2 separate regions of the Homo sapiens genome follow, and region 1 is linked to region 2. The links are chromatin contacts, found by Hi-C in ENCODE. All regions are on one chromosome and are shown on one strand. Each heading gives the region's core, a stretch centred on a gene start or an enhancer-like site at or near the end of the contact. The rest is flanking DNA. Distances are from core to core; before and after follow the strand shown.

Region 1 (5,019 bases), core at 1,102-3,601, 58 kb after region 2:
TAGAGGTGTGCAGTGTGTGTGAATGAGGGGGCCTGGAAGACCGGGGCGCAGGAGGAATGAGCACACCCAGCCTCCAGCTCTTGGTTCCTAATACTGTGCTCCACTAAAGGAGATGGCACTCCCCAGGGAGCTGGTGGACTGAGGCCGGGGTGTAGAGAGTACAAAATAAAGCAGGGCATCTTGTTGTAAGAGGAGGTATGAAAGTGCTCAGAGAATGAGGGACAGCCAAGGGCCAGCCTGGAAGGCAGCCCACGCCAAGTCAGAAGCAAGGGGGGCACTGAAACCCTAACCTAATCCTAACCCTAACCTGGTATTAATAGACCAGGCAGGGGATATCTACGTATTACACATGATCTATGCTCAAACACACACACACACAAAATGTAACCACCACCACCTACACACACACACACACACACACACACACACAGAGACACTTATTAATTACAAAGGAGAAAAGAGTAACTCCACAGCTGGCAAGTCTGGCAGAAGCCAATCAAATGATCACATCACACTCTGGGACCACTGATAGGATGCAGGGAGCAGAACACGATGTCACTTCTGTCGTATCCCTGAAAAGATGCAGAGCCTGAATCTAATCATGAGGACGCAAGAGACAAGCCCCCATGGAGTGGGGGGCATCCTGTAAATAGCAGGCCAGGTAGTACATGGAAGTGTCAAAGTCATCAAGGAATGACCGCACAGCCGTTCCAGGTTGAAGAAGACTAAAGAGGCCTGATGGCTAAATGCTAGGCTTGATTCTTCCTGGGGCCGTTAGTGAAGCTCAGATGGGATCTGAGGACTGGATGGGACTCGTGAATCAGTGTTAGCTTTCTCACTTAGATGGCCATAGTGCGATTAAGCAAGAGAGTGTCCTTGTTTGTAGAAAAGGCAGAGGAGGCCGGGCGCGGTGGCTCACACCTGTAATCCCAGCACTTTGGGAGGCAAAGGCAGGCAGATCACCTGAGGTCAGGAGTTCAAGACCAGCCTGACCAACATGGTGAAACCCTGTCTCTACTAAAAATACAAAATGAGCCAGGTATGGTGGCGCATGCCTGTAATCCCAGCTACTTGGGAGGCTGAGGCAGGAGAATCGCTTGAACCCAGGAGGCAAAGGTTGCAGTGAGCCGAGAACGTGCCACTGCACTCCAGCCTGGGAAACAAGAGCAAAACTCCATCAAAAGAAAGAAAGAAAGAGAGAGAGAGAGAGAGAGAGGAGAAAAGGCAGAGGTAAGGCTTTTTTTTTTTTTAAAGAGGAGAGAGGACGATGGACCATCGTGTCAGCCCCTTCAAATACGGAGTTCAAGTTCTCCGGGCTAGTCTTACCTGGCTCATGGCTCTAGCTGAGGAGACAGCAGCCACCCAGAAGGAACCGCTGGGTCTGTCTCCCCATCGAGGTGCTGGCACAGGGTGGGCACTTAAGGAATCGTCTTCCAAAAGGGAGTTTGGAGCTCACCACGCTAACCTGCGTATTCAGGAAGAGCTGTGCCCAAGAACATGTTCATCTCTTGATTCCTTGAGAGACAGGTCAGCATGGTGACTTTAAACAAAACCCTGGGCCAGGCATGGTGGCTCACATCTGTAATCCCAGCACTTTGGGAGGCTGAGGCAGGTGTATCACTTGAGGTCAGGAGTTCAAGACCAGCCTGGCCAACATGGTGAAACCCCGTCTCTACTAAAAATACAAAAATTAGCCAGGCCTGGCGGCGGATGCCTGTAATCCCAGCTACTCGGGAGGCTGAGGCAGGAGAATTGCTTGAACCCAGGAGGCGGAGGTTGCAGTGAGCCGATATTGCCCCACTACACTCCAGCCTGGGCAACAGAGCAAGACTCTGTCTTGGGAAAAAAACAAAACAAAACAAAACAAAAAAAACCCTGCACCAACCCTCACATCAACTTTCTTGTTTGAAAAACTTAAACAATAGGAATTGTTGGATTGGACTGGACAGTCTGTTGCAGCTACATGGGGAGGAAGTGAAGTCCCAGTCTCTGTCCCAGGGCCTTGCACCCCAACCTTGGAACCCTAGACCATCCCCTTTCCACTCTGTGATCTCTGAAGCTCCTACTTCCCAGGCCCTGGGGTAGGCCAGCCCTCAAGCCAGCCGCTGCTGGTGAGTCAGACATGGCCCCGCCTTCAGTCTGGCTTGGGGGAGCAGACCCGTAAACAACCAGGCCACATGGGACACACGCCTGGGGGACCTCGGGAGAGGAAAGAAAGACCGGCAGCTGCCCTGGGTTCAAACAGCAAAGCCAGTAGACTCGGCTTTGAGGCAAGGTTCATCTGGCTAGTTTGTTCATGCATCCCTGGTACTGGCACAGTGCTGGGCAGACACAAAAAAGCAACAAGTACTCCAGCTGGGCAGGTGCGTCTCTTCTCTGTGCTGAGCACTCCACAAAAGTATTTGATGTGAGTCATAAAACAGCCGTGTGAAATAGGTACTATTGCTCTCCCATTTTTTTTTCTTTTTTCTTTTCTTTTTTTTTTTTTTTTTTTTTTGGACAGTCTTACTCTGTCACCCAGGCTGGAGTGCAATGACGTGATCTCGACTCACTGGGTTCAAATGATTCTCCTGCCTCAGCCTCCTGAGTAGCTGGGATTACAGGTGCTGGCCACCATGCCCAGCTAATTTTGTATTTTTAGTAGAGACGGGGTTTCACCATGTTGTCCAGGCTGGTCTTGAACTCCTGATCTCAGGTGATCTGCCTGCCTCGGCCTCCCAAAATGCTGGGATTACAGGCAAAAGCCACAGCACCTGGCCCTTTGTTTTTCTTTTTCTTTCTTTCTTTCTTTTTTTTTTTTGAAACGAAGTTTCACTCTGTCACCCAGGCTGGAGTACAGTGGTACAATCTTGATCACTGCAACCTCTGCCTCCTGGGTTCAGGCAATTCTCCTGCCTCAGCCTCCCAAGTAGCTGAGATTACAGATGCATGCCACCATGCCAGGCTAATTTTTGTATTTTTAGTAGAGACGGGGTTTCACCATGTTGGCCAGGCTGGTCTCAAACTCCTGACCTCAGGTGATCTGCCCTCCTCAGTCTCCCAAAGTGCTGGGATTACAGGCATAAGCCACTGTGCCCGGCCTCCTCTGCCTTTTCTACAAACAAAGACACTGAGCCTGGCCTGCTGTCCCATTTTATAGATGACAAAGTTGAGGCACAGGAAGGTTAAGCTCCCTTGCCCAGGCAGCTGGGATTTGAACGCAGGCAATCCTGTTCTTCATGTTGCAAATGAATGAATGAATGAATGACCACATAAGCCAAGAGGCCCTTGCTGCAGTGTGTCCCAGACCCCGTCCTCCTTGGCCGCAGTGAGGGCCAGCATCAGTCGGCCACCAAGGCGCCCCTGCAACAGGGAAGGCTCTGATGATCACCCAGGTCCTGGCGTCAGCCCAGAAGGATTTACTCTTTTTTATTAAAAATGTCACGGGAAGTCCACTTGAACATTTGAAGTCAACGCCAAGAGTGCACACGTTTGATATTAATTAAAGCAAAAGATGACAGCCCCCAGGAAAAGAAGTAATTTTCTTCTCTTGGATAAATGACCTTTCAGGAGAGCTTGTTCTTCAATTCTTCTTGGTCATTACCAGAAATTACTGAGTATGTTCAATGGAGCTGCAATCACCAGCTCTGTTTGCAGCTTTCGGCCTCCCAGTAAGAGGAGGGTCTTCATTCCACGGGGACTCCTCACCAGGGACTGTTCCCTACTGGTTTCACCCGGCCAGGCCAACAGTGATGTCCTTGGTAAATCTGAGCCCTAAGGCCCCATTTGAAAGAATACTTTGCTTGGATCGCAGCACTCCTGCCACTCAGCAGCTCCCTGCAGCCACCTCTGGGTAAGTCCACCCAGCACAGCAGCTTCTCGGCAATGGCAACACCACCCCCTCACTTCCTGTGCTCTGGTCCCCTGGGCATGGCTACACCCTGATCTTGTCACCACCCCACCAAACAGCAACTCCAGCCTGCCCCTCCCTGACCACTCCCCCAGACAGAGACCCTGTTTCTGGGTCAGTTCTCATCACACCTCTGGGGCCCTCACCTGCCACTCGCCCAGCCAGGAGCCCTCAGATTCCCCATGCCCCTTCCCCCTTTTTCTTCAATCACCAACCAGTAGCTGGGGTTTGGCCAAGCGAGCTGAACTGCACTCTCCATGCCAGCACCTGAGCCGCAGACAGCAGCCCAGACAAGCTGTTCTTGCACGAAGGGATTTTCCTTTAACTTCGAGGCCACCCTTGCACACCCAGAGCCCCTCCCCGGGATGCTGGCTCTCTCCACAGCAGAGCCACCATTCCTCACCTCTCAATTATCCCCTCGTCCCCCCAAGCTGTGCCCACACCCCGCCCTCCCAGGCAACTGCAGCAGGCCAGCTTGGTGGTCACTTCTGCAGGGGAACAGTCATCAGTGTCCCCTGCGGCTGCCTGCTTTTCTAGACGCCCTCTCTCCTCTCGCCCCCGGGCCCCACCCTCCTGGTTCCTCCCACCTGTCTGCCAGATGCCTCTCTCATGATTGGCACTAAGTGTCAGACCCCAGAATCCTGAACCCTCTTCTCCATTCACCCCTGCACCAGGGGCATCCCAAACACACCTTCTGCGCCTCTGTGCACTGCTGCGGTCCTGACACGTGTCGGTCATGGGCTTGGCGGAGGGACAGACCAGACCCAGCCTTGACCCCTTCCAGTGCTGCTGCGTGCACGCGGGATACAGAAACAACCCAGTGTGGGGGCCCACCTGGAGGCTGCACCACTGCAGATGAGACTCTCTGGGTGACTGAGGGTCCCCAGTGCACCTTCCGGAAGCTCCCAAGCCCCTTCCCTGCAAGCCAGCCTAGGCTGGAGGCCTCTGCAGGAAGGCTGACCTGGGTGCCCACCAGAGCCAGGACGAGCGTGCCTGCCTGGGCATCCCAGGAGCCACCAGCCCTAGGACCCTTCGGCTCTCACATCTGTGTCTCCGGCTCCACCTGCAGACACTCCTTTCCATCCACAAAGGACCCTCTGCTCAGCACCCAGAGCTATCAGAGTGGAGCT
Region 2 (4,940 bases), core at 978-3,477:
CTCTTCTAGGCCAAGGCAGCCTCTGTCCAGGTGCGGGAGAGAAGCTGTCACCTCCCGGGCAGGTGACAGTCCAAGGCAATGCAGGCTGTCAGGGGTTATTCCTTGTAGCTTAAAATGTCACTGCACCACAAGGTTTCACATGCCATGGGACAGTGCTCTGTGCACCTCTGTGAATAACTCAACTGCAGCCCAAACAGCCATGGCACACAGTAGGTGTGCGCTAAATGGTGGCTACTGTGATCATTCATTGCGCTCCTTGCAGTGGGCCTGTAGGATGTGTCTCTTGGGGGCACGGTGAGAATGCATCTGGTGGGCCCCTGACCTCCAGGGGCTCATTCGACCTATGGCTTCCTGCCCCTGCTGTGCTCTGAAATCCATCACCGCATTCTTGACAAGGCCAAGACCTGGCTTCCCACAGGCCACTCCCAGCCAAGGGCCAAGCACACCCCGTCTTTGTGCTCACCCTGGAGCCCCGCAGGCCTGGCTGCCTCTCCCCAGGGTCTTCCTGAAATATGTGAGAATGTCGCAGATACGGAGTGAGGCTTCTCTTGGCACCCTGGAACTGGCAGCCAGGGCCCAAAGCCACCTGAGGGGATTCTCTGTGTGCCACGACCTCCTCGTCCCATGGTTCATTCTCTGCCCTTCTCTGTCCTGCCTAAGGCCCAGGGGCAGACCTCACTCACGGCCTATACCACCTGGGGGACTCAGCCCTCTGGCTCCTGTCAGGCCCAGAGATGGGAAGCCCAGACTGGAGATGGGCAGAGAGAGAGGTCTGGGTATTTCTCCCCTGCTCCCTCCTTGGCTCAGCACCAAGATCCTCACAATGGCCTTGTCCTGTGACTCCAGCCTGTGTCGGGCCCCCTCCGGGTCTCCCTGGACTCTCCGTGCCTTCAGGCTGAGGGTCTCACAGCTTCCCACTGCAGCTGGCCCCTGGGTGAGGCCAGCTTTAAACCCGCTCCCACCTCTGCAAAAAGTCCCTGTGTTATACTCCCTTCTTGTGTGGGATTTTGTTCAAGGCAGGATCCGAACTGGTAGAACCACCATGATGAGGTGGCTCTGCATGTCTCCAAACCTCAGTTTCCTCATCTATAAAATCATAGACCGGGCATGGTGGGTCACGCTTGTAATCCCATCACTTTGGGAGGCCGAAGTGGGCGGATCACTAGTTCAGGAGTTTGAGACCAGCCTGACCAACATGGTGAAACCCCGTCTCTACTAAAAATACAAAAATTAGCCAGGCGTGGTGGCGGGTGCCTGTAATCCCAGCTACTCAGGAGGCTGAGGCAGGAGAATCGCTTGAACCCAGGAGGCAGAGGTTGCAGTGAGCTGAGATCTCACCACTGCACTCCAGCCTGGGTGACAGAGTGAGACCCCACCTAAAAAAATAAGGTCCTATGGGAATCATAATACCCCTTACCCCTGTCTTACACTGAGGATCGAATGGCTGGGAATATCCGTCTCCCCACGCGGGCTGTGGGCCTCCGAGGGCACAGACGCTGCCGTATTTTCCCTGCTAGCGTCTAGACAAAGCCTGGCATAGGAGGGAAGTCCTGGGAAGTGTTTTCTTAGCAAATGAATACAGTTATTCTACTTTACTTAATAATGTTTGACTTGTGATTTTTAAATAAAAGGTCAAAACATACAGATGAATTGCATCTTGTGGAAACCCAAATTTTAAGGGTTCCCTGCAGCATGGCGTGACAACGTGGAGTCTCAGTGAACCCACAGCACTGGTATTCAGGGAAATTCCCCTCCCTGCCCATTTTAAAACCCATGCAGAAAGCACCTAGCTCAATGTGGGTGTGGCCGAGGGCACTGCAAACTCTTCCTGCTCTCGCCACCAGGGGGCGCCACGCTAGCTGCTGAACCCTGGTCCTCCTGCCCCGCTCCACGTTGCACCAGGGTCGCTGTGCGCCGAGTGGCGGGCAGCGCCCGGGCACCAGGGTGGGAGTGGAGACTTCTGGGAGGGGCACAGGGTGGACTCGCCCCATCGGCTGAGTTGAATGGACTGAGGTGGCAGATGGGTTAGGAAGTATCACTCCCAAGGAAGTCAGGAGGCTTCTTGGGACACAGGGATGCCAGTGTCGGAGAGCCAGGGGCAGCTGCGCGGCGTTGCCTGCGGAGCCCTGCACACAGGGAGTGATTGGGGGCGGGGCGGGGCGGGGGTGGGGAGAAGGCGCACCCCCTCCGCAGGCCTTGGGGCTGGGAGGCCGAGGAGAGGTGGCCCGTGGGAGTCAGCGCTTGGGCAGCTGCCTGACTGACCGACCACAGGTGAGAAAACGCCCCGGCGCTAAGCGTAGGCCGAGTTCGCACCTCCACCCACCCGTGTGGCCTCTGCATCTACTTCCTCCCCTGACAGCCTTCAACAGTCAGGGCCCTGACCCCTCACGCTATCAGAGCCCCAGGAGGGGGTTCAGTGGGGAGGGTGAGCTTGCGCTGACCAGACACGCCAGATGGCCAATGGGCAGCTCCTTCCAAGGACCCGGGCACCCCACCCAGGCACACCTTCCCCACAGGGCTGCTGCACCTGCTCCGCCCAGCTGGGGTTCAACAGGAGGTCATGGTCCCGCTCATGTTCAAAGTGCAGGGCTCCGAGCCCCCAGCCAGCCCAGAGGAGGCCTCCCCTGTTTCCCAGGACGCTCTGCGGTGATGCCAAGGTCCCGGGCCACCTCCTCAGGCGCTCCATTGCTCTTCTCAGCCAGCGTGGGTGTGGATGTCACAACCACGTGGCACTGCCACCAAATCACACATGTGCCCATGCCGTCCTCACCCACCCTCAGTGATCAGCAGGTTCCTGGGCACACGGCTGGCTCCTGTGCAGCACCCGCAGGCTCGGGTCCTCGCCCAAACACAACCCAGGCACTACCGACCGTGCTCGGCAGGACCGGCCTTCACGCATTGTTCGCTCACCCAAGGTTTATTAAGGGTGGACACACATGCACACGTGCATGCACACTCACAGCCATGCACCCACGCACATGCATTCACACTCACGCACATGCATTCACACCCACGCACATGCACTCACACTCGCACCCACACACATGCACTCACACCCAGACACCCACGCACCCATGCACACACACACCCACACACACCTATACACATGCGCTCACACACACCCATACTCACAATTCAAGCATACTTATACATGTACTAACACTCCCACACACCCATGCACATGTACTCACACTAACACACGCACGCTCACACATGTACTGTCATACACACACGTACTCACACTCATGCACACACACACCCCTCACCCACAGGCACACCAAGAGCCCTGGGGGAGAAGAGTCTGAGAGGTTTCAGGCCCTGTTGCAGGATGTGTCTGCAGCCCCATTCTCTGTCTTCCCCACTCTCTGGTCCAGCCCTTGAGAGCAAGGACATTCCCTTCCTCTCTGTGCCAAGACACCCTCCCCAGTTCAGGCCCCAGGATGAGCAAATCACACTCCTTCCCCAGCAAACACTTTGGTCACCCTGGCCTGGTTACTGAAGCCTCTTCAGGAATCAAAGTGGCTCTGTGCTCCTGGACAGAGAACCTGACTGCAGGCTGATGGCCTGGGCTCACATCCTGTCCTCACCTGTCTGTTACTAACTGTAAGATCTTGGGCAAAACCCATCTAACATTTCTGAGCTTCAATTTCATTCCAAATACATAGAGGAAAACACACCTCTGTCGCCTCTTCTACTCTGACCTAATTGCACTTTATTTCAACTGCCACCTCCTCCTGGAAGCTCTCCTTGATCTCCCAGGCAGAGTCAATGCCTCCCTCTCTGGCCACATCATCCCCTATCACCTCCTGTTTCTGTCTCTGCCTGCTTGCCACGACCCCCTGAAGGCAGAGGCTGACGAGACCCCAATGCCCCTCACCAAAGCCACCCAGAGCCAGGCTGCAAAGCCCCCATCACTGACCATAGAAGGCACCGGAGGAAACCAGAAGGAGAGGGGGGACGGCCAGGCTGCGTGGGGGAGCCTCTGTCTCCCAAGCTGCATCTCCCGGCAACATGGAGGACGCTGATCTTCCACGTGTTTCGCTCTCTCCTCCCGCCCTGGCATTTGCCTGAAGATCAAACTTTGGGCTCGGCAGTGACCCCAGGACTCCATGGTTCTCTCTTCCTTCCAAGGCTCCAGGAAGCATCTTCTTACTCCAAGAAGTTTGGATCCTGCAGGGGAGATTCCTGGGGACTCTGTGAAGGGGACTCCCCCTCCCCACCGCAGTTCTCCCTCCCAGTCAGCCCTGTTCCCTGCCTCCAGTTCCCTGGGGGAGAAGAGAGGGTTTGGAAGAAGGTCTGGGAAGAGGCTGGGTGGCCTGAGACAAGGCCAGCCCCTGGCTCTGTCCAGCCGGTGTCCCCAGCCCTCCCCGCCCCCTGACGTGCACCTGGCCCTTGGCTCCTGACCTCTTCTTCCGGGGTCTTATGCAGTGCTGGTGCCCCTCCAAGCTCCTGCCTGCTGCATCTCCGACCCAGGCCCTGTCCCTGTGGACGGTGCTGGATGCCGGCCTCTGTGAGTCGTGTCCTAGCCTGATCCAGCCCCTCCTGACCCCAGGCCGGACATACCCAGTGCTCTGCCTGGCTGCCCTAGCCCAAAAAAGAACGTCTGGACACGTTCCTCCCTACCAAGCTGACGATGCGTCATCTGGAAAATCGTCTTGGCAAAGGCTGGTCTCCAGCCCTGTAGGAGTGAAGAGCAGAGACCACAGATCGGGACAGTGAGGTTTGAGCTTGGCCTCCCTGTGACGTCACCGCGGAACATGGGATTCTGTGTCCTCATCTGCGGAATGGGGACATTACCCAACCCAGGGCAGGTGCAGAAGCCCAAAGGACATATGTGCCCAGCCCCTCCCTCCCAATGACCCAGCGGCCCTGCCTGGGGAGACACTGGCTATGAATGGGGGTCCCAATTTGTTCACCTCCACTGTACCCCACACCCATCC

What was found. Hi-C counts contacts between places; a loop is a spot of excess contacts on that map. Pooled maps may share reads with other maps.
Region 1: a loop to region 2 is called in a map of HepG2, with 4 times the contacts of the local background. The contact joins two enhancer-like sites. A Hi-C loop is called at or near these places in 2 of 168 maps with a recorded cell type or tissue (HepG2 and mammary epithelial cell) and 9 of 50 pooled maps.

Annotation. Positions count from the first base shown.
Region 1 is chr14:99,376,765-99,381,783 of GRCh38, forward strand. No RefSeq gene overlaps it. Among named protein-coding and RNA genes, the nearest start is that of SETD3, 100 kb to the right of the region's middle. RefSeq lists an enhancer at 2,008-2,302. Within about 2 kb of position 2,352, at least 2 of the 41 ENCODE cell types and tissues checked have a DNase peak (open chromatin) inside an H3K27ac peak, as active enhancers do.
Region 2 is chr14:99,318,389-99,323,328 of GRCh38, forward strand. No RefSeq gene overlaps it. Among named protein-coding and RNA genes, the nearest start is that of BCL11B, 49 kb to the left of the region's middle. RefSeq lists enhancers at 1-573, 1,869-2,497, 2,498-3,125, 4,188-4,940. Within about 2 kb of position 2,228, at least 4 of the 41 ENCODE cell types and tissues checked have a DNase peak (open chromatin) inside an H3K27ac peak, as active enhancers do.